Linked DNA regions of Homo sapiens: regions 2 and 3 are each linked to region 1. A link is a loop called in an ENCODE intact Hi-C map of the cell type or tissue named here. Cell type or tissue: B cell. All regions are shown on one strand.

What was found. Peaks named below come from ENCODE experiments on the same cell type or tissue, not always from the same donor. Only the 100,000 strongest peaks of a DNase experiment are listed, where the experiment ranks them.
Region 2: it touches region 1 in a loop (16-fold over the local background); 3 of 110 quality-filtered maps call a loop at or near these places.
Region 3: it touches region 1 in a loop (4-fold over the local background); 16 of 110 quality-filtered maps call a loop at or near these places.

What each region holds. Positions count from the first base shown.
Region 1 is chr2:134,407,601-134,415,600 of GRCh38, reverse strand. MGAT5 (alpha-1,6-mannosylglycoprotein 6-beta-N-acetylglucosaminyltransferase) reads right to left here. Exons shown (of 16, transcript NM_002410.5): 12 at 2,586-2,732. Among named protein-coding and RNA genes, the nearest start is that of MGAT5, 160 kb to the right of the region's middle. In B cell, CTCF peaks have their summits at 3,218 and 3,423; a DNase peak (open chromatin) is centred at 3,450; H3K4me3 peaks cover 525 bases; H3K27ac peaks cover 4,553 bases.
Region 2 is chr2:134,177,475-134,185,474 of GRCh38, reverse strand. It overlaps a transcript of MGAT5 not described here. Among named protein-coding and RNA genes, the nearest start is that of MIR3679, 54 kb to the right of the region's middle. RefSeq lists an enhancer at 2,008-2,177. In B cell, CTCF peaks have their summits at 3,791 and 3,991; DNase peaks (open chromatin) are centred at 4,034 and 6,824; H3K4me3 peaks cover 314 bases; H3K27ac peaks cover 6,240 bases.
Region 3 is chr2:134,203,787-134,211,786 of GRCh38, reverse strand. It overlaps a transcript of MGAT5 not described here. Among named protein-coding and RNA genes, the nearest start is that of MGAT5, 46 kb to the left of the region's middle. RefSeq lists a silencer at 4,875-5,169. In B cell, CTCF peaks have their summits at 3,798 and 3,998; DNase peaks (open chromatin) are centred at 2,766, 4,006 and 5,556; H3K27ac peaks cover 4,965 bases.

The DNA of each region.
Region 1 (8,000 bases):
CAAAGGAAACAATCAATAGAGTGAAAAGGCAACCTATGGAATGGGAGAAAATATTTGCAAACCACATATTTAATAAGCGGTTAATTCCCAAAGTATATAAGGAACTCCTACAACTCAACTGCGGAAAAAACCCAACCAATCAAATTAAAATATACGCAAATAACCTGAAGACATTTCTCGAAAGAAGACATACACAAGGCAAACAAACATATGAAAAGGTGCTCAACATCTTTCATCATCAGGGAGATGCACATTGAAACCACAAGGAGATATCACCTCATGCTTGTTAAAATGGCTTTTATCAAAAAGACAAAAGATAACAAGTGTCTGGCAAGAATGTGGTAAAAAGGGAAGCTTGGTACCCTGCTGGTGAAAATGTAATGTGTTACAGCCATAAATGAAAAAGAAAATGGAGGTTTCTCAAAAAATAAGAAATAGAACTCCACATAATCCAGCAATCCCACTGCTGGGTATATATCCAAAGCAGTTAAAATCAGTATGTTAAAGCAGTATCTGCACTCGCATGTACACTGCAGCATTATTCATAATAGCCAAGATATGGAAACAAACTAAGTGGCCTTCAGTGGATGAATAGATAAACAAATTATGTGTATATGAAATATTTAGCCTGCAAAAGAAGGAAATCCCATCACTGGCGGCAACATGGATGAATGTGGAAAATATTATGCTAAGTAAAATAAGCCAGGCACAGAAGGAAAATTCTGCATGATCCCACATGCAGACCAGCCTAGCTGAACTCACAGTTCAACTCACAGTAAAATGGTTGAACTCGCAGAGCAGAGAATACATTCGTGATTCCCAGAGACTGGTGCGTGGGGATATGGGGAGATGTTGGTCAAAGTCTCAGTTATACAAGTTGATTAAGTTCTGGAGAACTAGTGTGCAGCATTATGACCATAGTTAACAATACTGTATTGCATACTTGAAATTTGCCAAAAAAGGAGATCTTAAGTGTTTTTACCATGAAAAAAATATCTATTTAATATGTAAGGTGATGGATTAGCTTGATTGTAATGACTATCTCACAATGTGTATATTTATCAAAACATCAAGGTGTACACCTTAAGCATATTTTTTGTCAAAAATAAACAAAAAACCCGAGGGATGATTTACTAGTTTCTTTCCCCCCGCCAAACTCCAAAGTTTCAAAGAAGTCAGTCACATGCTAAAGCAGAGATTCCTAAACTGAGATATTTTCACTGCTGGGCAGCATCTTTTTAAACTTTTCAAAAGAATAGGTTCACGGCAGACTGAATGTCCCCAGTCTCTGTGTCCTAGCACTTCCTACAGCACCTAGCACACAGATGTACATTAAGTATTGCCGACTTATAAATGAACAAACTGACCTCTTAATACAAAACCACTCCCCAAATGAAGAATTCAAATTTATTATTCTAGCAGAAGGAAAAAAAAAAAAAACCACACACACACACACAAGTGTGTGCACAACCCTTGTCAAAGGTTATCTGGGCCACGGATTAACCTTTTATAGATAAACATAGATCTTATTGAACTTCTATCTCCTTTGGCTATTTCACCAATGACAGGAAGGGTCAGAGAAAAATAACTCTCAAAGTAATCAGTTCTATAAATTGTCAAGGTTTCTGACTGATCAATAAAAAATAACCATTGAAAATGCATCTTATATACTATTTGGGAGAGAAAATGACTCAGAAGGGGTTTAAAAGTAGAACTGAAAAATATATGTTTTATAAACTGTCCTTCTACATTGATATGCCATGGGACGGATGCTAATCAATGTAATCCCCCAGCCAAAGGCCCTGAATGACAAGGATGCTGCTATGACTTCCCTTCATAAGCTGCCTGCAGAGTCACTTACTACTAACTACATAGAAATAATCAGAAAATCAATCTTATGGTTTCTTGCACACACCTATTTCTGACCAGATGAAGAAACACCCAGCTTGATCACTCACACGTAGCTGTAAAAGACTTTTGTTTATTGCCCTAAATCAAATCCAACTACCCTCAATGGTGATTCATCACACACTGCAGATTTTCAACAGGATCTCTGAAGGCAATTCAAATGAGGCTTCTGCAAATGGTTCTAGCAATGGTAGGATTACTTCTTGGGATGGTGGGTGAAAAAAATCAGTCACATTACTTCAGTTATCCATGATACATATGGTATCCTGAGGCTGATGGCTCTTTGAAAACTCCCACAGCCCACTTTTTATTCTCCAAAGCCCATCATGGGGAGCAGATTCTTCACAAGTATCTGCTAACCAGTTGATCTCACTCCCTAAACTTCAAACATTCAGGAAACCAGAGTTCAGCTATAATCAGAGGCTAGATTGTCTGAGTTTACAGTAAGCTAGAGTGGGGGTAGAGTGTCAAGATCCCTTACTTGGTGAAGGCAGAAGTAGATTCAAATCCTGCCCCTAACTTGCAAGGTGATGTGATCAGGTCATTTGCCTCTCTGAGCCTCTATACCCTCACCCTCCCACCCAATCATGTTAGATGAAGTTAATACCTACATGAGCACTCAATAAATAGCTATTATTCATATTATTCAAAATGGAATAATTTTGATAGATGCTTACCTCTCTCAGAGTTGGCTTGCCAATGAAAAAGTCTGTGTTTTTGCTGCTTTTGGGTGGGTTGAACTTGGGATTCAGAAAAGCACATCCATTTGCGATAGCTTCCAGGGGAGCTGGGCCCTCGTAAGGGAACCCAAGTCCAACAAACAACTGTAAGACAGAAAACCACACAGCGTATGAACACATCAGGCAGGACCATCAGGCAGGACGGGCATTCCTAGCTTGCAGGCGGCGATTCTGTGGCCCATTCCCGTGTGGACACCTCACTTTGGAAGGCTCCCAGGCCCTGGGGGGTGGGGCAGAGAGAATTCAGCTTACACCAGGATCTGAAAAACTACGAACTTTTAAAGTCCCCACAAAGCTGCTCAACTCACTATGCTCTCCTCCACCAAGGAACTAAAAAATTAAGTGTCTAGGGGTATCCACGGGGTAGGGAGGATGGAGTATTAAAAGAAAAACAACCACCACCACCACCAAGACCCAACAATAATCCTTCTGTAACTCACCAGGAGACATGACTGGAAAAACACTTGCTTAACTACACAGAAGGTTTCTTCATTGAACCAAAGAAACAACAGGCCCTTTCAGGAATGCTGGGCGGAGGGACAGAAAGGTCACTTGGAGGTTTGATTGCAGTTCAAACGGAACTGCTTTAAAATGATGGTAGGTCAGTAAACACAGGTTTTCATAATGGGGTTTACACTGGGGACACCAACATCTTGGTGTTGATTTTCCCCTCAGAGGGGAGAGAGGGTGCTGTGTTGCTGAATCTGCAAGGCAGCTGCTTCCCTCTCCAGCAGGCAAACCATGTGCTTCCCCCAAGACAGACCATAGATGGCAGCAACAACTTGCTCTCAGTCCTCAGAGCAACCACAGCAGCTGGAAGCCACGATGACAAAGGGGACAAGCTGCAGTTCAGTGGTGCTGATTTCCTGGGTCCAAAAATGAAATAACTGCTCACAGAAATGCCTCGGCACGTACCATCACAGTGGGTGTACTTCACACTGCTGGAGCACTGCAGGTTGTTGATGGGCAGGGTCCAGGTCTGGGCTTGACGAAGCTGTGTCCTCTCTACCCACATAAAAGCCTGTTCTGTTTCAGCCCCCAGGGGCACATTAAGTGAGAAAAGATAACTGGGCCCCAGGGCGTCCTTACCTTCTGCCATCACAGAGCATCACCCAACCACAAGGCCAGGTGTTGAGAATGAAGGAGATGGCTCAACTAGATTTAGCTGCAAGCTTGGTTCTGTTTTTCCCTCGGTCTTTTCACAGCAATCCCCTCCTTCTCACCAGCTTTCCTCTCTTAGCAGCTGCTCTAATTGAATGATCGTTTAGAAAGGTTCAGCTGGAGGGTGCCAGGCCCAAGCTGCCGGGCTGCATGTGTCAGGCCAACCCTGAGCACAGCCCATGGGTGACATACTGGAGAACCAGGTAGCTCCTGAAGGAATTCTGGGGCACAGCACTAACATCTCAGGTTTTCTGGACCTATTTACTTTTGTTTTGAACAGAATAGGGTACTCAATCTTTTTGGTTTTTTGAAAGAATAAATTTTCGTTTCCTGAAAACTGCGTGATCACAATGCCAGAGATGTCCACAGGGCAGGGAGCTGGGAAGAAAAGAAGCTTTAGAGGCCAGCAGAGCCCCTAATGCTGGCTGGGTCATTTCCCCCTTGGGCAGCAGAACCACCAGAGATCACGGGTGGGGGTGATGGTGGTGAGGAAAACATGGTAGCCAGGAGCCTGGAAGCTGTAGGATAAAGGGAAAGCTCTACTACCATTAGGAAGCTCCTGCTCTGCATCTTACTCTTATTATACAGCTAACAGAAACGAGATTGTCAGAGAGAACTTCTAACTATAGGGTGTGGCCTGGACATGTGGCTCAGGGGTGGGGGAGATCTGACTGCTGCAGATGAAATGGAAGGAAACAGTGGGAATGTACTAGTCCCACGACATCCCAGCTTTATGGAATATGAAGAATCCAGGGTTGTTATCTACCAGACTTGTGATCTCTGATTTGCCCTCTCCTATCAGACTTTGGAGAGGATGTGCCGGCTCTCCAGTGGAAAACAAATGACCTCTGTCAGGCCGTGGTTGGGCATAAGATAGCACAGGGAGTCCAGATCTTTCTGACTGAGGAGAAAAGTGCCAGAAGACGCAGATCAGGATTTCTGCAGGTTTAGTCAGAGAACCCACAGTGCCTCCTGACCTCTGAAAATCAGGGCCTGCCATGAAGTGTGGATACCTTCATCAACTCTAAATTTCAAAGAACAGCTTTGGAGGAAATGCAAGCAGCACAATGTTTGTCTATTTAAATAGAAAATCTTGGGAAAAATTTAATTAGCTTCTTTAGATCAATCTGAATCCATTAATTAAAAGGATTTGAGGCTGTTGCTTAATGGACTTGAATGTGACCTAGGTTTAATTATATCTGAACAACAATATGAACCATCTCTTCTGCCCTGTGGGCACCAGAATATCTCAGTACACATAAAATAAAAACTTTATTAACTCTCCCAAAGCCTCATATGTTTAGAATGAAGCCTAAGCAAATACAACATAATTTCCTGGCAATGAGTTTTTCTGTCACACAATTAGGATTGTAGGAAATACATTACTTGGAAACACCAAAATAACAGTTTTTTGTCACTTCAGTCAATAAGCAATTTTTTTCTTGCTTCCTGTGTGCTTATTACCTGTGATATTACAATGGAGCAGATGTATTAAGGTCAAATAGCACATCTGAGGTTTGAATGAAAACACAACAGGCGGAGAGAGTTCATCACCACCAAACAGCACTCTGTAAACTTCCTTGCACTTATGGTCTTGCCACACATTGGCACCTTAACCACACTGAATTGCTTTTCCCCTAATCTCCTGCTATTCTGCCTACTTAACCGATTTCCTTAGCAAGGAGGCAAGAGACACTGCAAGAATGTACATAAGTGCCAAGGCTTAACTCTGCTGGAGAAAACTGGCCATATTTTACTTATACTTCACCTTGCCTTCAGAAGCCCAGAATCTAATGAGGATATTCCAGATGACAAAATATCTCCATGGCTGCAACTCCAGCTCCATCAATGAGTATTTCTACACAGAGGGATTGTGGGATCTAGGATTAAATTTCTGAACTAATGCTAAGCAGAGAGAACAGATGAGGCACCATACGTTTTCTTCACAGTATAGGATTGGGACGTTCCTACACATTCACAAAGGGTCCAGTAAAACCACCCAGATTTTTCCCACTCTGTGAAAGAAGAAACAATTGTTTTAAACTGCTAAGTGGAGTACTTAAAGAATCTTTAAACATGGATAAAGGGGGTTCTTATCCATGGGCTTGGTCAGTTTCACTCTTGATGGGGAACATTGAGGATAATCATAAATAGGAAACACACACACAACACATACTTTTCTGGCCAGTTTTAATTAGCGAAGTTGGCATGGTGACTCTAGAGGGAAACTGAGCAATGAATCACCCCCGGTTCATCAAATGAATTGATGAATCCATTATTGGCACAAAGTGCCCAGAACAATGTGGTAATTAACAGCGCAGGTTCTGGAGACAGATTAGGCTTCAAGGTCTAGCTCCATCATTTCCCAGGTCAGTCACTGTGACACACTGCTAGGTGCTTCTGTCTATGGATTAGTTAAGGCCCATTTATAATCTATTCTATTTATAGGACCTTAGTCCGGGTAACAAGCTTGCTAAACCTCAGAGTTTTCATGTGTAAAATGGGTAAAACAATAGTGCTTTATTTCATGGGGTTGCTGTGAGGATTACATGAGATAGTACATGGAAAGGATTCATTCCAAGTCTTGGCACTTAGTAAGTGCTGGATAATCAGTCACTCAAGTTCAAATCCATATGCAACTTCACACAGCTGCATATCATGGCCTTATATCATTTAGACGGAGTTTACGTGTGCAGGAGTTATGTTTGTGGGTTTTTACAAGATGTTCAGCACCTGCATGTATATTTATGAGTTCTCATTGTTTCATAAAGTATCTGCACTAAAAAACGGGGAGGGATATTCATCAGAAGAGAGAGATAAGAGATGATATGGTTTACAGTGACTGCCACATAAGCCAGTCCCATGAGTCACATGCTATTGCTAAGCTTTGCTTGTTTATTTTTATACAATGACTGGGAATCATTATATTAATGTTTCTGGTAATAGGCATCCCTTTTATATCTTAAAAATAACCCAGACAAGGGGCTGGGTATGAAGAAAACAATTTTTCCAAAATGTGATGCTTTCATGTAGCCCAAAGGGTCCCTCCCTGGCCATCTGCCTTCTTTCAGGTACCTGATGCTTAAGGAAGGGATAAACAGTGGCCAGACTCTCTTCCATCCAGGCTGGCTCTATCCTCCCAAGGGCTCCACAAGCCCCTGACTCATGTGACCTGAAGACTCTCTAGGGAAGAGCTGGAAGGTCCACGGAGGCCAAGAAAAGAAGACTCACCAAGCATGTTTACATGCCCAAAGCAGACTTTTGTCAGAGTCTGCTGCTAAACCAAAGACTATTTCCTGAAGACCAGCTGGCTGATTATGCCAAGCTACCTAACTACCGTTTCAGAAACAAAAACCCAAACCACAAACAACAGCATCAGGATAAAAAGTTCCTGAGTTTCGGTCATTTGAAAGCCCCAATATAAAATCAAATGCATTACAATTCACATTGTAAATTTATTAACTTGGAGATAGGGGAGTAAAAGAATATTTGCATAAATTTAAACCTGTAGATGCTGAACATGTTCAGTTGGGCCAGCCTCAAGTGCTCACCATTAAAAGTCCACTCAGGCATCATCTCCTGGGAGGACCCTTTTCTGACCACGCCTCTCTCCCCCAAATTCCACACCAGGACAACCCCTCAGCCGCCAACACGGAGGCAGCAAAACAGGCTTATTTACGACTGGAGCCTCAGTGGCTGCTTCATTAAAATGGTACCGTTTATAACAGTACCAAGATCATTGGATTTTTGTGATGCAAAGAGAGAATACACAGAAAGGGCTTAGCATAGGGCCTAGTACATGGTAGAGGGGAGAGATAATGGCTGTTACTGTTATGGTAAATCCCATAGACAGGTGCATCGCAATAGCATGGAGGTGTTAAACTGTGACTGACAGTGGCTCCTGTCCTCTGAATGGGACTGCCCAATTCACTACATTGATTTCACAAGTCACAGAACCACATTTTACACAACTGAACTGTTGGCCCCACTCAGCGTGACAGTGAAGTTTTATGCTTGTATCATTATTTCATATTATGACTAGTTCTACCTGTGTACTTTCCACATTGTTACAGTTACCTGCTTTCCTCCTCCAGCATACCTGTATGCTCCTTGTGGGCAAAACTGCTTGAGTCATCACTGTCTCTAGAATGGCTAGACTAAGGCCTAGAATATATCTAGTACTTAATATTA
Region 2 (8,000 bases), 230 kb after region 1:
ACATAACCCACTTTTAAGTTTCTTTTTTACTGATGTTTTCCTGCATCAGCAATCAGCAAAGTAATCAGCTCAACGTCAAGCATTTTCTCTGAGACACGAACACTTTCATCAGCACCTTCATATATACAAAGCCATTCCCATTTGGAAAACAAGAGGGGTAAAGATAGGGGATTGAAAGGCATAGTTCTTATCCTTCAGCATTCTGGAATTCCCTCGATGACCACAGGGCTGCAGGATGAGGCTCTGCTCTTAAGGACTCAAGACTTAATATAAATGACTACAGAGTACACTGTATCCAATATGCAGTCTTCTGTCCCTCACCCACTCCCACCCTTCCCCCAGAGTCCCCAAAGTCCATCATATCATTCTTATGCCTTTGCATCCTCACAGCTTAGTTCCCACTTATAAGTGAGAACGTATAATATGTGGTTTTCCATCCCTGAGTTACTTCACTTGGCATATACTGCTCAAGGGACAGGTGCACCAAGATCTCAGAAGTCACCACTAAAAAATTTATTCATGTAGCCAAAAACCACCTGTTCCCCCAAACTATTGAAATAAAATAAATGACTGCAGAGCAAAGAAAAGTCTCCCTTGCCTCTGAAATGTCCCCGCTCTGGCCAGCCTTGCATGGAGATGCAGACATTTCTGAGCACCTTTGTCAGGCACTGAATATGTGAACAGTCATGCTCTCTGCTCTCTGCTCAGTCATGTTCTCTGCTCTCAAAATGTAGTAGGGTACAGACACATCAGTAATTATATTTTATAATTATCTACTGATGTGTCTGTACCCTACTACAACAAGTATCTGTTGAGGCTCTACTACGTGCCAAGCACCATTGTGGATCCTGGGTTCACAGCAGTGTGCAAATGCGGCAGTGCATGATATGCACACAGTATCGCAAGAACACAGAAGAAACATCTCCCATATGATCCAAGAGGATGAAGGAAGACTTCTCTAAAAAGGAATCAGTTCTAGCTTCTGGAAGGAGCCTTGAAGGACAAAGAGAAGATGGTGGGGAAGGCATCCCCAGCAGAGAGAAGAGCACATGCCCAGAGCAGAACTAGCACCAGTCACACTCAAGGGTACCCTTCCCTGCAGGCTGGAATGTAAAGACAGGCAGGGAGAGGCCAAGGAAAGTCTAGAGAGGCCAAAGTGGGCAGGGGCCTGAAATGCCAAGTAGGACTCAGGACTCTCCTGTCCTCAAAGGCTGACTTTGAAGAGCCCTGAAACTCACAAGCAACATGATCCATTTCCCGTCTCAGATACAGTTTCCTCCTGAACTGGTTTTTATTTGCAACCATTATTTCTCCATCATCAGAGGCTGGAAAATGCAAAAAATAAAGGCAGATTTAGAAAGTGGGTACAAATAAGTTTCAAAAAATAAAGCTAAGATTCTTTATTTTAATTAGAGACGATGGCTAGAAACCACTGAAGGGGAGAATTAAAAAAGAGAAAGGCTTTCACAGACAAAAAAAATTAAGTGAGCTAAAAAAGCAACTTTACAGAGACAAACATCCCTGACTTAGCAATTTTGCTAGAACTGTTCATTTTCGTCTCGGCTGGGACCAACAGAAACTGCATGGCAAACGTTTTTCATGTCCCGCATGGCCTGCTGCCCACGTAACACCTCAATGGAAGCCACATCAAGCTCCAAACTTGGCCGCCTTGCTCAACATGAGCGAGCCAGCCCGTGACAGATCCAAGAAGGAGAATACAAATCCTCACCATGGATGATGGCTGCAGACAGCCTATTTTTTAAAAATAATAGTTTAAAGTGAATTTAACAGTTCCACATTACAAAGGGCCTTCAAACTGAGTGCTCCATTTCCCCATGGCATGAAGGGCAATTTCAGCTCCTCCTGGCCCAAACTTCAACTATTAAACAGGCTATCCATTCAGTTTCTATAGACAAGACTACTACTACTCAGAAAATGGTATTCAGAATATAATATACTGATGTAGTAAGATTGCACTGCAATGCTATTGTTTCCAACTCAAATCCAATGATAAGTTTCTATACAGTGTACCCAGCTCACTGGTCACATCTTAAGCTTGTAAGTTACTCTAGCTTCAAATGAACTTGATTGCGTCAATCCATACATGAACACAAATCTAATTTCTATATTATCTTCCTTCCAAATAAAGTTCTAAAGCCCAACGAGTGACGTAATTATGTTGTTTTCTTCATTATGAAAGCAACCGTATTAATTTTACTACCTTGAAGAACAATATTATGATTAGTGAACCCATGCATGGAACAAGGAATTTTTGTGACTCTACCACTGAAAATTGCCCAGTTTGTTTAATTGCCACATTTGGGAATATTTCAAATATCAACAGTTAGAATCAAAACCAAGAAATTGGTTAAAAATTAATCTTATGGCCAGGTGCGGTGGCTCACGCCTGTAATCCCAGCACTTTGGGAGGCCGAGGCGGGTGGATCACGAGGTCAGGAGATCGAGACCATCCTGGCTAACACGGTGAAACCCTGTCTCTACTAAAAATACAAAAACAAAATTAGCCAGGTGTGATGGTGGGCGCCTGTAGTCACAGCTACTCGGGAGGCTGAGGCAAGAGAATGGCGTGAACCCTGGAGGCGGAGCTTGCAGTGAGCTGAGATCAGGCCACTGCACTCTAGCCTGGGCGACAAAGGGAGACTCTGTCTCAAAAAAAAAAAAAAAAAAAAAAAACTAATCTTCTAACATGCACTATATAATTCCATTTATGTAACAAAGAAAAACAGGTGAAACTGACCTGTGCTGTTAGAAGTCAATGCAGTGATTAAGTACGCTTGTGATGGGGTGGCGGTGACAGTGACCGGAAACGGGAACACGAGGAGCTTCCAGGGCTGTGCATGTTTTGTTTCTCCACCTAGGTACTCCTAACACAGGTGTGTTTGGTTGTAAATCATGCTGCATACCAATGATGTGTGCACTGTTCTTTGTGTAAATGTATCAATCAACACAAAGTCTTAAAATACTGAGGATGAAGGGTAGAGTTTGGTCTACTCTCACAAAGACCATCATGGGTCAGAATTTCAATTCTATGTAGCATTTAAAAGAGCACCAGTTTCCTGCGGACAGATGCCACAGATCAACAGAAATAACATATTGTTTTATTGGGCCTGCTTTCATTCTCTCACTCATTTCTCTTAAAGATCTCAACCATCCTATGTATGGCATATAGCTATCATAGATGACAACAGGTCAGATCACTAATTGAAATTCCCTCCTCCATACAAAATTATTTCTAATAATCATGTAATGATCAATAATCATAACATCCTTTTGAATCATTCTTTAGTTTTGAAAACAACTATTTAGAAAGAGTGTCAATTTTAAAGTTATTTCTGAGCCTCAATATTATATTTCTTCTATGAACTACCAAAGCATACCATATGCACTTAACCAGATGTTATACTCACAGTTCACTTCTTCACCGTTTTACATTTTAATCACACATAAAATCTCCTAGTGATCACACACAATGAGGGAAGTGAAGAAACTCAAGTTCTGTTTCTTCACCTTAAATTGTGCTATCATTTTTTATTACAAATCTCTAAACACAAGAGCATATTGTACCATAAGGGTTAGAGATGTGAACTGCACCTAGAGGAAGCTCCAACAATTCTAAACAGGAATTTACTCAAGGCGAAGTGTGGAGCTGAGTCCATGTGCATTGGGACCAACTGTGTAATAGGGAGTTCTCCAAATTAGCTTTCATGTGGCATGCAATAATTAAGGTGTAAGAAGTGTACTAATCTGAGGTGTATATATAAATATATATGTGTTTATCTATACATATGTAATTAGTGACAGTAGCAATTATTTAGAATTTAGACAAACCAAAGATTTTTCAGGAAGTATTTTATCACCAGCTTAGAACTGCACATGCATTGTAATAAAAAAAAAGAAAAGAAAAAAACAGACTGGCTGAGGTCAGATTGTTTTCAGTCTCTACAGACAATGTGTCCCCTCACAACAGCTGCACCTGGGGAGGACCTTTTCCGTTGCCCCACCCTCAGGAGACAAAAGGAACCACACCAACAAAAACCTCCCAACCACACAAGAAAAACAAGTTTAGGCACAAAAGCTCTTGTGGACACACGTAAGCCCTTCCGGTTTACATGAGTGTAGAGCAGGGTTTCTCAACCTCAACACTACTATTTACGCTGGATAATTCCTGGCTGTGGGGACCGTCCTGTGCATTGTAGGATGTTTAGCAGCATCCCTGGACTCTACCTACTGGAAGCTGCCAGTAACACTCTCCCAACCTCCACCAAGATGTAAAAATGACCATGGAGAACAAAATTGTCCCTGGTTGAGAGTCACTGTTAGAACATCTTTGGAAGAGTACACAAGAAATCAGGTACATTGCTTACTTCTGGGGTGGAAGGCTTCAAAGTACCTTTTGAATTCTTAACATGTATATCTATTATTCAAATAAATACACTTAAACACACAAAGGAAACTAGAGAAGAAATGAGAACAAATGTTTAGGCGAGACAGGGTATCGCTGAGAAAGTATCTGCAGCTCTTTCAAATTATCTTCCCTTTGTTTTCTTTCAAAAATGTGCCCCTTGAAAAGAAAAACAAATTAACATCTTTCCAAGGTTATTCCACCCTATAAAAGATTTTCTGTAAACATGGAAATGGGCATTTTACAGAAAAAACTCCTGGCCCCTAAAGAAAACATTCCTGGTCTCCTTCTTGGAATCTCTTATTTTACACACAGTTCTAACATTATGTGCTTTCTCCAGGTCAGGTCAAAGTAGAACAGAAGCGGCAGATGAGAACCGTGGTGAGGGCAGGAGTGCGGTCCTCACAGAGCCTAGTCCTGAGCCAGCCTTGGTATGGTAACAAGAGTGAGGCATTTGGAGGCACATTCTGCCGCTTTCTAATCATGGAACCCTAAGCAAATCACAGCCTTCCAAGACCTCAGTTTTTATTTCTGAAATGAAAGGTAACACATGCTTCATAGCGTTGCTGTGTGAACTGATCCTATGAAATACATGGTTTTACACCAGGATTACAAACATCCTGGTAAACCAGTGGTACCTGTTGACTTTACCAAGAGGAATTTGAGTATTAAAAATAGCCCTAGAGTTGGTTCCAGCAGCATCCGCAGCAGATTTGTTACTGGAAAGAGGTCCCAATACAGACCCCAAGAGAGGGTTCTTGGATTTCCCACAAGAAGGAATTCAGAGTGAGTCCATAAAGTGAAAACAAGTTCATTAGAGAAGAAACAAAAGAATGGCTACTCCACAGGCAGAGCGGCAGCATGGGCTGCTGGACTGAGTATACTTACAGTTATTTCTTGATTATATACTAAACAAGTAGTGAAATATTTTCTGGGAAAGGGGTGGGGAGCTCCTGGAACTGAAGGTTCCTCTCCCTTTTAGACCATATAGGATAACTTCTGGGCATTGCCATGGCATTTGTAAATTGTCACGGTGCTGCTGGGAGTCTTTTAGCATGCAATGCATTATTATTCGCCTGTAGTGAGCAGTGAGGATGACCAGAGGTCCCTTTCATCACCATCTTGGTTTTGGTGGGATTTGGCCAGCTTCTTTATTGCATCCTGCTTTACCAGCAAGGTCTTTGTGACCTGTATCTTGTGCCAACCTCCTACCTCATCCTGTGAACTAAGAATGCCCTGCCTCCTGGAAATGCAGCCCGGCAGGTCTCACTCTCATATTTAGCCCCTATTTAAGATGGAGTTACTCTCGTTCAAATGCCTCTGACAGATTCAGAAGTGTAAAAGAGCATGAAGCAGATATGAAGGGCAAGAAAGCAGAACAGGGAAGAATAAAGGGTTGGGGACCAGACTGCCTGGGTTCCGATCCTACGGGTGACCCTGGACAACTTCTAGACTTCTACTTGCCTCAGTCTCTATAAGCTGATAATAGGACAGCCAACTTGCAGTGCCCAGAATGGTCTTGTTCTATAAAGTCTCTGCAAACACTGAATTAGTGAATCCTGAAACATTGCTCCTAGAGAAGATACAGGGTTGGGTACCCGCGAGCCCCTGGTCACAACATTTTCACCAACTGATCAATGCATAGTTGATGTGTGTGTTTGACGACACCTTATGTTACTGATTCTTTAACACTGAAATCACAGCCAACACTACTACAACTTACGCCTGCATGAAGCTTATCTAGCAAACGTATTTTCTCCCTAAGATACATCGCAGCCTTCTCCAGCCTTCTTGTGCTTAATAACACTAGACAACCCCTCAGCACTATGCTTGGGGGCCATTTTAAGCAGTAAAATCACTTTTTTAAAAAAAGGCACAAAAAAAGGATAAACACGGTACTAACCAGGTAGAAGAAGAACACTTATTTGCAATATAAGAGCTGAAGCAAGAAGGCCTTGTTCATCCGCAGCTGGGAACATGGACACCAGGCAACTCAAATCTTCTACTCTGTATGTCCATGAATGACCAGGAAAGTGCAGAGTATTGATTTCAGGGTTACAAATAAGTATTAATGAGGACACAAATTCACAAATACAGAAATCTGAGAATAATGAAGATGGACTATACCTGCCTTCACAGATGGCTTTGATGAGTCAATGAATTAATGCAGATAAAGCACACAGGAAACATTCAGTAAATGTTAGTTATTAACAGGGAGTCAAATATGTAAATATCATGCAGTGTAAAGAGCATGACAGAAACATGAAGAGAGGACACAGGTGTTAACAAAGCCACAAAGGAATGTGGCACGGGGGAAGGGAATCAAGAATTCAAGTTCTTTCCCTAGAGCAATCTCTTACTCCTCGACTTATCTTCCTTTGCACCAACGTTATAATCCTTGTGCCACAGCCATCTGCCTTTTTGCTCTCAAATCCATTCTCTGCATACTTTGTCCTTTTACAAATATCACAGGAAACTACATTTCCCAAGCTCCCTTGCCACCTGGTTTCTAGTAGTGCTGGCCTGTGGGAGGTACCATCAGAAGCTGGGAGGGGAAGGTGCCTGGGTCTCTCTCCCAACTCCATTTGCTGGGTGGGATAACCTTCTCTAGGGAGACAGCTCTCTCCAAAGGACCCAATGCCCTTTCCATCAGCTGCCACCCCCACCACCCTGCCTCCACAGTCCTGGGGGTGGACATCTTCCTGAGGTTACAAATCTCTAGGTTGCTGTAACAGTCTGGTAACTCTCCTCTTTCATCACCTAAATATGCAATTATCTGTATTAGAATCTGTTAGAAATGCCTAGTCTAGTTTTCCTGATTCATGCCCTATGAAACACTGGCTCTAGAAGCAATTTTTAGAAGTTTTAGTTTTAGATGTTTTTACAGCCTAAAAGTTTCCTGCCTAGAATCTCTCCCAAACTCACTCCCAAAATCTCACCTCTTTTTTTTTTGAGAGAAAAAAACAAAACAAAACAAAACTGGTTTTGTCTTTAATTCACCACTGCACGAAGAAAAAAAGCACACTTATGCAAATATTACAGCTATTTAAGTTTTTTAAATCACATTACATTACCTCTGCCACATTTCATCATGGGCTACCAATTGGCCTCACACCGATACACCTATGCAGTTTCCCTCTGCTTAAGTGCTGTGTACTTTTTGAGAACCGAGCACTACTCTCAACTCATAAATACCTTGACTTTTTAAACAAAATCCAAATGCAGCCTATGGCACATCGCCAATTCACTCTCATTGTCAGCATCGGCCATTCCGTGCTGCTGACTGCGAGCCTGCATGAGCACTGGCCATTAATTCTGAGGCAACTTCCATTCTCTGCTTTCCATTGTTTCTTACTCCAGTGCATAAAAATTTCATGCCTGACCATCATCATGCCCAGGCGTAATAGATTAATAAATCAGTTCATTTGGACAGAAGAATGCAATAGTGAGTAAGATTCTGATCAGTGAATCAGAAGAACGGGAAAGGGCAGGCGAGAGGAATGCCAGCTACTCACTGAAATCCGCACTCTTGTCATCTTCCTGGGCACACAGCTGGACCTCGCTTCCCTGCCAGGGG
Region 3 (8,000 bases), 200 kb after region 1:
GTACAAGGAGGAACTGGTACCATTCCTTCTGAAACTATTCCAATCAATAGAAAAAGAGGGAATCCTCCCTAACTCATTTTATGAGGCCAGCATCATTCTGATACCAAAGCCGGGCAGAGACACAACCAAAAAAGAGAATTTTAGACCAATATCCTTGATGAACATTGATGCAAAAATCCTCAATAAAATACTGGCAAACCGAATCCAGCAGCACATCAAAAAGCTTATCCACCATGATCAAGTGGGCTTCATCCCTGGGATGCAAGGCTGGTTCAATATACGCAAATCAATAAATGTAATCCAGCATATAAACAGAGCCAAAGACAAAAACCACATGATTATCTCAATAGATGCAGAAAAAGCCTTTGACAAAATTCAACAACCCTTCATGCTAAAAACTCTCATTAAATTAGGTATTGATGGGACGTATTTCAAAATAATAAGAGCTATCTATGACAAACCCACAGCCAATATCATACTGAATGGGCAAAAACTGGAAGCATTCCCTTTGAAAACTGGTACAAGACAGGGATGCCCTCTCTCACCGCTCCTATTCAACATAGTGTTGGAAGTTCTGGCCAGGGCAATCAGGCAGGAGAAGGAAATAAAGGGTATTCAATTAGGAAAAGAGGAAGTCAAATTGTCCCTGTTTGCAGACGACATGATTGTTTATCTAGAAAACCCCATCGTCTCAGCCCAAAATCTCCTTAAGCTGATAAGCAACTTCAGCAAAGTCTCAGGATACAAAATCAATGTACAAAAATCACAAGCATTCTTATACACCAACAACAGACAAACAGAGAGCCAAATCATGAGTGAACTCCCATTCACAATTGCTTCAAAGAGAATAAAATACCTAGGAATCCAACTTACAAGGGATGTGAAGGACCTCTTCAAGGAGAACTACAAACCACTGCTCAAGGAAATAAAAGAGGACACAAACAAATGGAAGAACATTCCATGCTCATGGGTAGGAAGAATCAATATCGTGAAAATGGCCATACTGCCCAAGGTAATTTACAGATTCAATGCCATCCCCATCAAGCTACCAATGACTTTCTTCACAGAATTGGAAAAAACTACTTTAAAGTTCATATGGAACCAAAAAAGAGCCCGCATCGCCAAGTCAATCCTAAGCCAAAAGAACAAAGCTGGAGGCATCACACTACCTGACTTCAAACTATACTACAAGGCTACAGTAACCAAAACAGCATGGTACTGGTACCAAAACAGAGATATAGATCAATGGAACAGAACAGAGCCCTCAGAAATAATGCCGCATATCCACAACTATCTGATCTTTGACAAACCTGAGAAAAACAAGCAATGGGGAAAGGATTCCCTATTTAATAAATGGTGCTGGGAAAACTGGCTAGCCATATGTAGAAAGCTGAAACTGGATCCCTTCCTTACACCTTATACAAAAATCAATTCAAGATGGATTAAAGATTTAAACGTTAGACCTAAAACCATAAAAACCCTAGAAGAAAACCTAGGCATTACCATTCAGGACATAGGCGTGGGCAAGGACTTCATGTCCAAAACACCAAAAGCAATGGCAACAAAAGCCAAAATTGACAAATGGGATCTAATTAAACTAAAGAGCTTCTGCACCGCAAAAGAAACTACCATCAGAGTGAACAGGCAACCTACAACATGGGAGAAAATTTTCGCAACCTACTCATCTGACAAAGGGCTAATATCCAGAATCTACAATGAACTCAAACAAATTTACAAGAAAAAAACAAACAACCCCATCAAAAAGTGGGCGAAGGACATGAACAGACACTTCTCAAAAGAAGACATTTATGCAGCCAAAAAACACATGAAAAAATGCTCATCATCACTGGCCATCAGAGAAATGCAAATCAAAACCACTATGAGATATCATCTCACACCAGTTAGAATGGCAATCATTAAAAAGTCAGGAAACAACAGGTGCTGGAGAGGATGTGGAGAAATAGGAACACTTTTACACTGTTGGTGGGACTGTAAACTAGTTCAACCATTGTGGAAGTCAGTGTGGCGATTCCTCAGGGATCTAGAACTAGAAATACCATTTGACCCAGCCATCCCATTACTGGGTATATACCCAAATGACTATAAATCATGCTGCTATAAAGACACATGCACACGTATGTTTATTGCGGCATTATTCACAATAGCAAAGACTTGGAACCAACCCAAATGTCCAACAATGATAGACTGGATTAAGAAAATGTGGCACATATACACCATGGAATACTATGCAGCCATAAAAAATGATGAGTTCATGTCCTTTGTAGGGACATGGATGAAATTGGAAACCATCATTCTCAGTAAACTATCGCAAGAACAAAAAACCAAACACCACATATTCTCACTCATAGGTGGGAATTGAACAATGAGATCACATGGACACAGGAAGGGGAATATCACACTCTGGGGACTGTGGTGGGGTCGGGGGAGTGGGGAGGGATAGCATTGGGAGATATACCTAATGCTAGATGACACGTTAGTGGGTGCAGCGCACCAGCATGGCACATGTATACATATGTAACTAACCTGCACAATGTGCACATGTACCCTAAAACTTAGAGTATAATAATAATAATAATTAAAAAATAAAAAAAAAAATAAAAAAAAAAAAAAAAATAAAAAAAAAATAAGCCAGTTCTATATACAATCCCTCTGCCCATCCACCTCCTCATCCCCGGTAAATACACAAAAACAAAAGAGGAAGACAAGTGACTGCAAGTGACACAGGGGAAGTGAGGTCTGGGTCTTCCCATGCACAAGGCCTCCTTCATGCTGATGTAACAGAACACCAGGAAACCCTGCTCCCAGAACACTGGGGAAAAACAGACACTGACCACAACACTGGGGCATCTCCTTATTGATTCTCTCGGTTATTTATTTTCCCCAGAGGCTGGGAGTAAGATAATGCTTTCCTAAAACAAAGAATATGGTATAAAAACAAAATTTTTTAGAAGTCCAGCCAAGAAAGGCCACATAGGTGGGTAAGGTAATGTTTTATTAAATGTTTACATTCCCTAGATATTAAGTTTCAGAACTTGTCTAGGCTCTGTTCCCTTGGGCATTTCATACATAAGTAATACAAGTTCTTCCTTAGCTTTTATCCACAAATGGGATAAAGACCATGTTTCTGGTATACATATGCATCTATGTTATTTATATTATAACAACTATAGTAAATAAATGCATGTTTTTGCCTGCTGGGAATAAAGGCATATCCTATCCTCATTTCTCACATATTCTACTTAAAATGTTCCTAAGTAGCTTACCAGCTACTCTCTTATCTGCTGAAACTAACCAAATTCTGGCTGATGGTCAAAGACTATTTCCCTTGGGCACCAAGCTTCCTAAACAGTCAGGATGGTCTAATAAGGTTTTTTCTGAGTGTGGTACATTTACACCGTAGCATACATACTAATAGTTAAGTATTTGTTGCAACATGCATACGCACATCAAATTCATAAGCTGCTATATGCTGTCAATTAGAATGAGACCAAATTAAAATAAATGAGTTGATGCAGGATAAACTGAAGAAAATATGTTAAGTAACAAGTATAGGTGGTAACGTGAATATGGTGGAAACTAAGTCCAAAGTTTGGAAAATACTGGTCTGCTTAAAAAAAAAAAAAGTTCGGCCAAGAGTCTGAAAACTCTGATTCTATGTGCTGTCTTAATGTGTCCTTGGGGATCCTTCACTTATCATCCCTAGGCAGGCCTCACTACAATGATAGCAACAAAGCTGATAGGGTTAGGACAGTGTGACAAATGTGAAAACTTTTGGAAGTAGAACGCAAAGTCTTTTCACCTTCCAATCAGGTGTGACCACTGGCCAGCTGAGAAGCATGGACCTTTAAGTTATGACACACAAACCAACAAGGTATCAGAGTCAATGCTAATCCCTCTCCTTAAAACCTCCCTGAGTTGTGGAAAGTCATCTTGCCAAGCCTCTGGGCAAAGACCTCCTGAGGTTGGCTTGGTGGCAGGCAGGGGGCGGTAGATGGCAAGAGCACAAATGATACATATCACTGCAACCTGGTGTCTGATCTCAATAACACCTCTGCACAAGACCCCTGGTAAGGCAGGGCTTTCCAAGGTCAGGATTTGCCACTAAGCTCTTAAAATCTCTTCTGATCCTAGCAGAAGTAAACGATCAGTATCTCTGGTAAGCAACTGTATTTTTCTTTTTTTTTTTTTTAACCTTTCAGTGTCATTGTGAGGTTTGCCACATGCCTTGAGAAATAAAGCCCAATCTGAATGCTCAAACATGAAAGTCTGGCTGGCTCAGGCAATTGGAAGAAGATACCCATGCATGGTAACCGCTGAATGACAAGTTAGGTTTCCTGGAGAGAAAGACCTAACTATTCACCTTATATACTTAAATAATTGCCTCCTTTTTAAGGCAAAATAACAGCTCCTAAAGATGTCTCTGTCATAGCCCCAGAATCTGAGTATGTTACACCTTACATGGCAAAGGGCAATTAAGGATGCAGATGGAGTTAAGGTAGCTAATCAGCTGACCTTAAGATAATTATCAAGGTGGGTCTAATGCAATCACAGCGTCCTTAAATGCGGAAGAGGGAAGCAGAAGAATCACTATCTAAAAAGTGTCAAAGACTGGCTTGAAGACATAAGAAGCCATGAGTGAAGGAATGTGGACAGACTCTAGAAGCTGGAAGAGTCAAGAAAACAGATTCTAAGAGCCTCCTGAAAGGAACACAGTCCTGCTGACACTGGATTAGCCCAGTGAGACTCTGTATTGGTTCCCTATTGCTGCTATAACAAATTGTCATTAATAATTACCTATACTTAGTGGCTTAAAACAACAGAAAACTCTTCTCTCACAGTTCCAGACTCCAGATGTCTGAAATTGGTATCACTGGGTAGAAGCGAAGGGGTAGGCAGGACAGGGCCGTGCTCCCTCCAGAGGCTCTAGGGACAGTCGGTTCCTTGCCTCTTCCAGCTTCTGGTGGCTGCATGTATTTTTTGGCTTGTGGCCACAGCATGCTAATTCCTACTTCTGTGGTCACACTGCCTTCTCTTCTGAGTAATCCTCCTCTGCATCTCTGTGAGGAGAACATTTGAGGTGGCATTTAGGGCCCATCTTGACAATCCACGATAATTGCCCTATCTCAAGGTGCTTAATCACATCTGCAAAGACCCTTATTCCACATAAGGCTACATCCACGTTTCAGGAGTTACAGCCTAACACCTGGAGGGTGTTAGCCTACTACAGAGCCGTTTCAGATTTCTTACCTCCAGAACCATAAAATAAACATGTTCTTTTAAGCCACTAAGTGTAATAATTTGTTACAGCAGCAATAGGCAATTAATACAGCTCCTGTCTCTCAAATGTGTGCTACAGATCAGGACAAGGTCTGGGCATGAGGACAGAGCTAGCTCACCCCTACTATTCACATCAGCATCCTGGCGATCCTTTGTATCCAGAGATGTTGCTCCTTCTCCCATTAGCATACTTGACAGGATAGAATGCTAAGACTCAGCAGGAAGTGGCCATTAGAAGCTTCAGAAATCACTTCTCTTTCCTCTCGCTGATCACAGGTTTCTTAAGTAAACTGTATAGTAATTCAAAGCAAAGCTTAGGGGAAAAAAGGAACTGACATTCATTTCAGAAAATTCCTCTCAATAATGAGTACACTCCATCCACAAATGTCAAAGAGCTTTGCTCACAAAGCCAATAATCCCTATCACAAATATAAGGCAATGTAAACATTTAAGAACCATATTCCTCAATTAGGAACAGCCTTTTTGGGTAGCTTTCCTAGCATTCCAGTGGCAGAACATACACTTTTAAGCAGTTATTAATCACTATTCTATCTCTTGGCATGCTGTAATGCTGGTTTTCTAACATCTCTGCAGGGATTTCTATTTATAGAACTGCTCCTTCTCATTGATCTGCCTTCAGGACACTGAAGCAATTCCCCAGCTGACTTCTCTCCCAGAACTCACCTTGTTGGGACACCCCTGGGCTCTGTCCTCAAATCTCTTCTCTATCCATATTCTCTCCCTCAGCAAGTGTACCCTGTCCCACGACTGCAAATGCCAACTGTAAGTGGAGGCTCTCAAATTCATGTATCTATCCTTGACCCCTCAACTGAACAAGGTCCAGATCCAAACATCCATGTGCCACTCATGAGCTCCACTTCAGTGTTTAGTATGTATCCCCAGCTTAGCAGGCCCGAAAGAGAGCCGCTGCTTTCTGACAGACGCACAAAGCAGCTCAGCAAACAGCATCTCCCACTCCGGCTGCTCCAGCAAGACCCTTAAGCCCTCATGTGTACGTTCTCTTCACTCCTTCCCACCCCTCATATTTAATCCATCAGTATCTACCAGCTCTGCCTCCAAAATGTACCCCAAATCTATTTTCACTATCTCCACTATTTCAATCTCATTCCAAGCTACCCTCACCTCCCACCCACATTATAGCAATAGGCTCCTAGCTCGTCTTCCTGCCTGCTCTAGCCCCACCCTCCGCAGGGCTAAAAGCCATCTTTCTGAAGTGTAAATGTCAGAGGATGTCACTCACAGGTATAAAATTATCAGGGGCTTCTGGCTACAAGCAAACTCCAAACTGGACCATTACCTACATGGTCTGGCCACTGCCTACCCCTTGACCTCTCTCCTACTCTCTTTCTTACTCACATGCCATGCACACAACTCTGGCCTTCTGTCCTCTCCTGAACATGCCGAAGCTTGTTCCTGACCCATGGCCGTTGCACTTGCTGCTCCTTCTGCTGTAAACACTCTTCCTGCAGGTCTATGTATTATCATCCTTTCCTTCCCTGAAGCCTCACCTGCAACTTTTCAGTTATCACCCTAGCCTACCAAAAGCAACCACTCACCACCCTTTTTTCCTGCCTGTCTTTGTCTTTTCAGAACACTTTGGAAGACCTGAAGCAGTCTTAATTGTTTGTCGATGGAGTGTGACTCCCCTCCAGCAAACTATATGCTCACTGAGGGCAGGGCTTTTCCCATAGTATCCCCAGAGAGATACCTGTTCACAAGCTGACTGAATGGTTTTACAATTGAAGAGCAATATCAAGTCCTCTTAAAAAGGTACAGTGTTAGTCAATCTCCTTGGTTTTAAGGAATAGTGATTTCCTGGGTTCCTACAGGAAAGAGACCAAAATCTCCTTCCTGGGGTACTGCCCTTCATTCTCACTCCCTCTCCCAGCATCTGTTTTTTCTTTTTATGTGCCCAATTCTCCCCTCTACCAACTGGCCAGCTCTCTTACCTTCCATGACATCTTGTTTCTGCTCCATCATAGTTCTGGCTAGCCAACGCCCTCACTTAACCCCAGGACATCACACCACTTGCTAACTACCAAGTTTTCTTTTGAGTCTCTCAAGTCAACTTGAGAGACTTGGCTAATTTCATTAGCCAAGGAAGAAAGGGGCACAGTACAGAACAGGGACTTAGGCAGAAATTAGAATTTCTCGTACTGAGATTAAGAAATCCAACAGCAGTAAGGCCCAGTGCATCTCCATTCATTCTCCTTTAATAGATGAATACGTGACTGCACCATCCTCCCAAAGGGTGGGAGAGCTGTCAAACCCTACAGATGGTGGGAATCACCAGGATGCATGAAATGAGCGCTAGCATGAATAAGAATGAAGATTAGGAGGGAAAAGAATCTCCATGTAAACAGCATGGTTAATTAAGAAAAATTACACAGTGATTAGACAGATCTGATCCTTTTATAAGTACCTGTACAAAGGGTCACTGTTAAATGGAATGCTTTCTCTTTGCCCATGTATGATAACTCCTAGCTTGTGCCAGGTAGTAAGTACTCAGAGGGAATTACTCCCATCAGATCAAATCCCCACAACATACCTGCAAAGTAGCTACCATCACATTTTTCAGGTGAAGAAATGAATGTCCAGAGAGGTGTGAGGCCAACTTAAACAAGTGCCTAAAGGCCCACCAAACTTTTAGGGGCCCATGAGAATTTTCTTTCTTTTAAAGT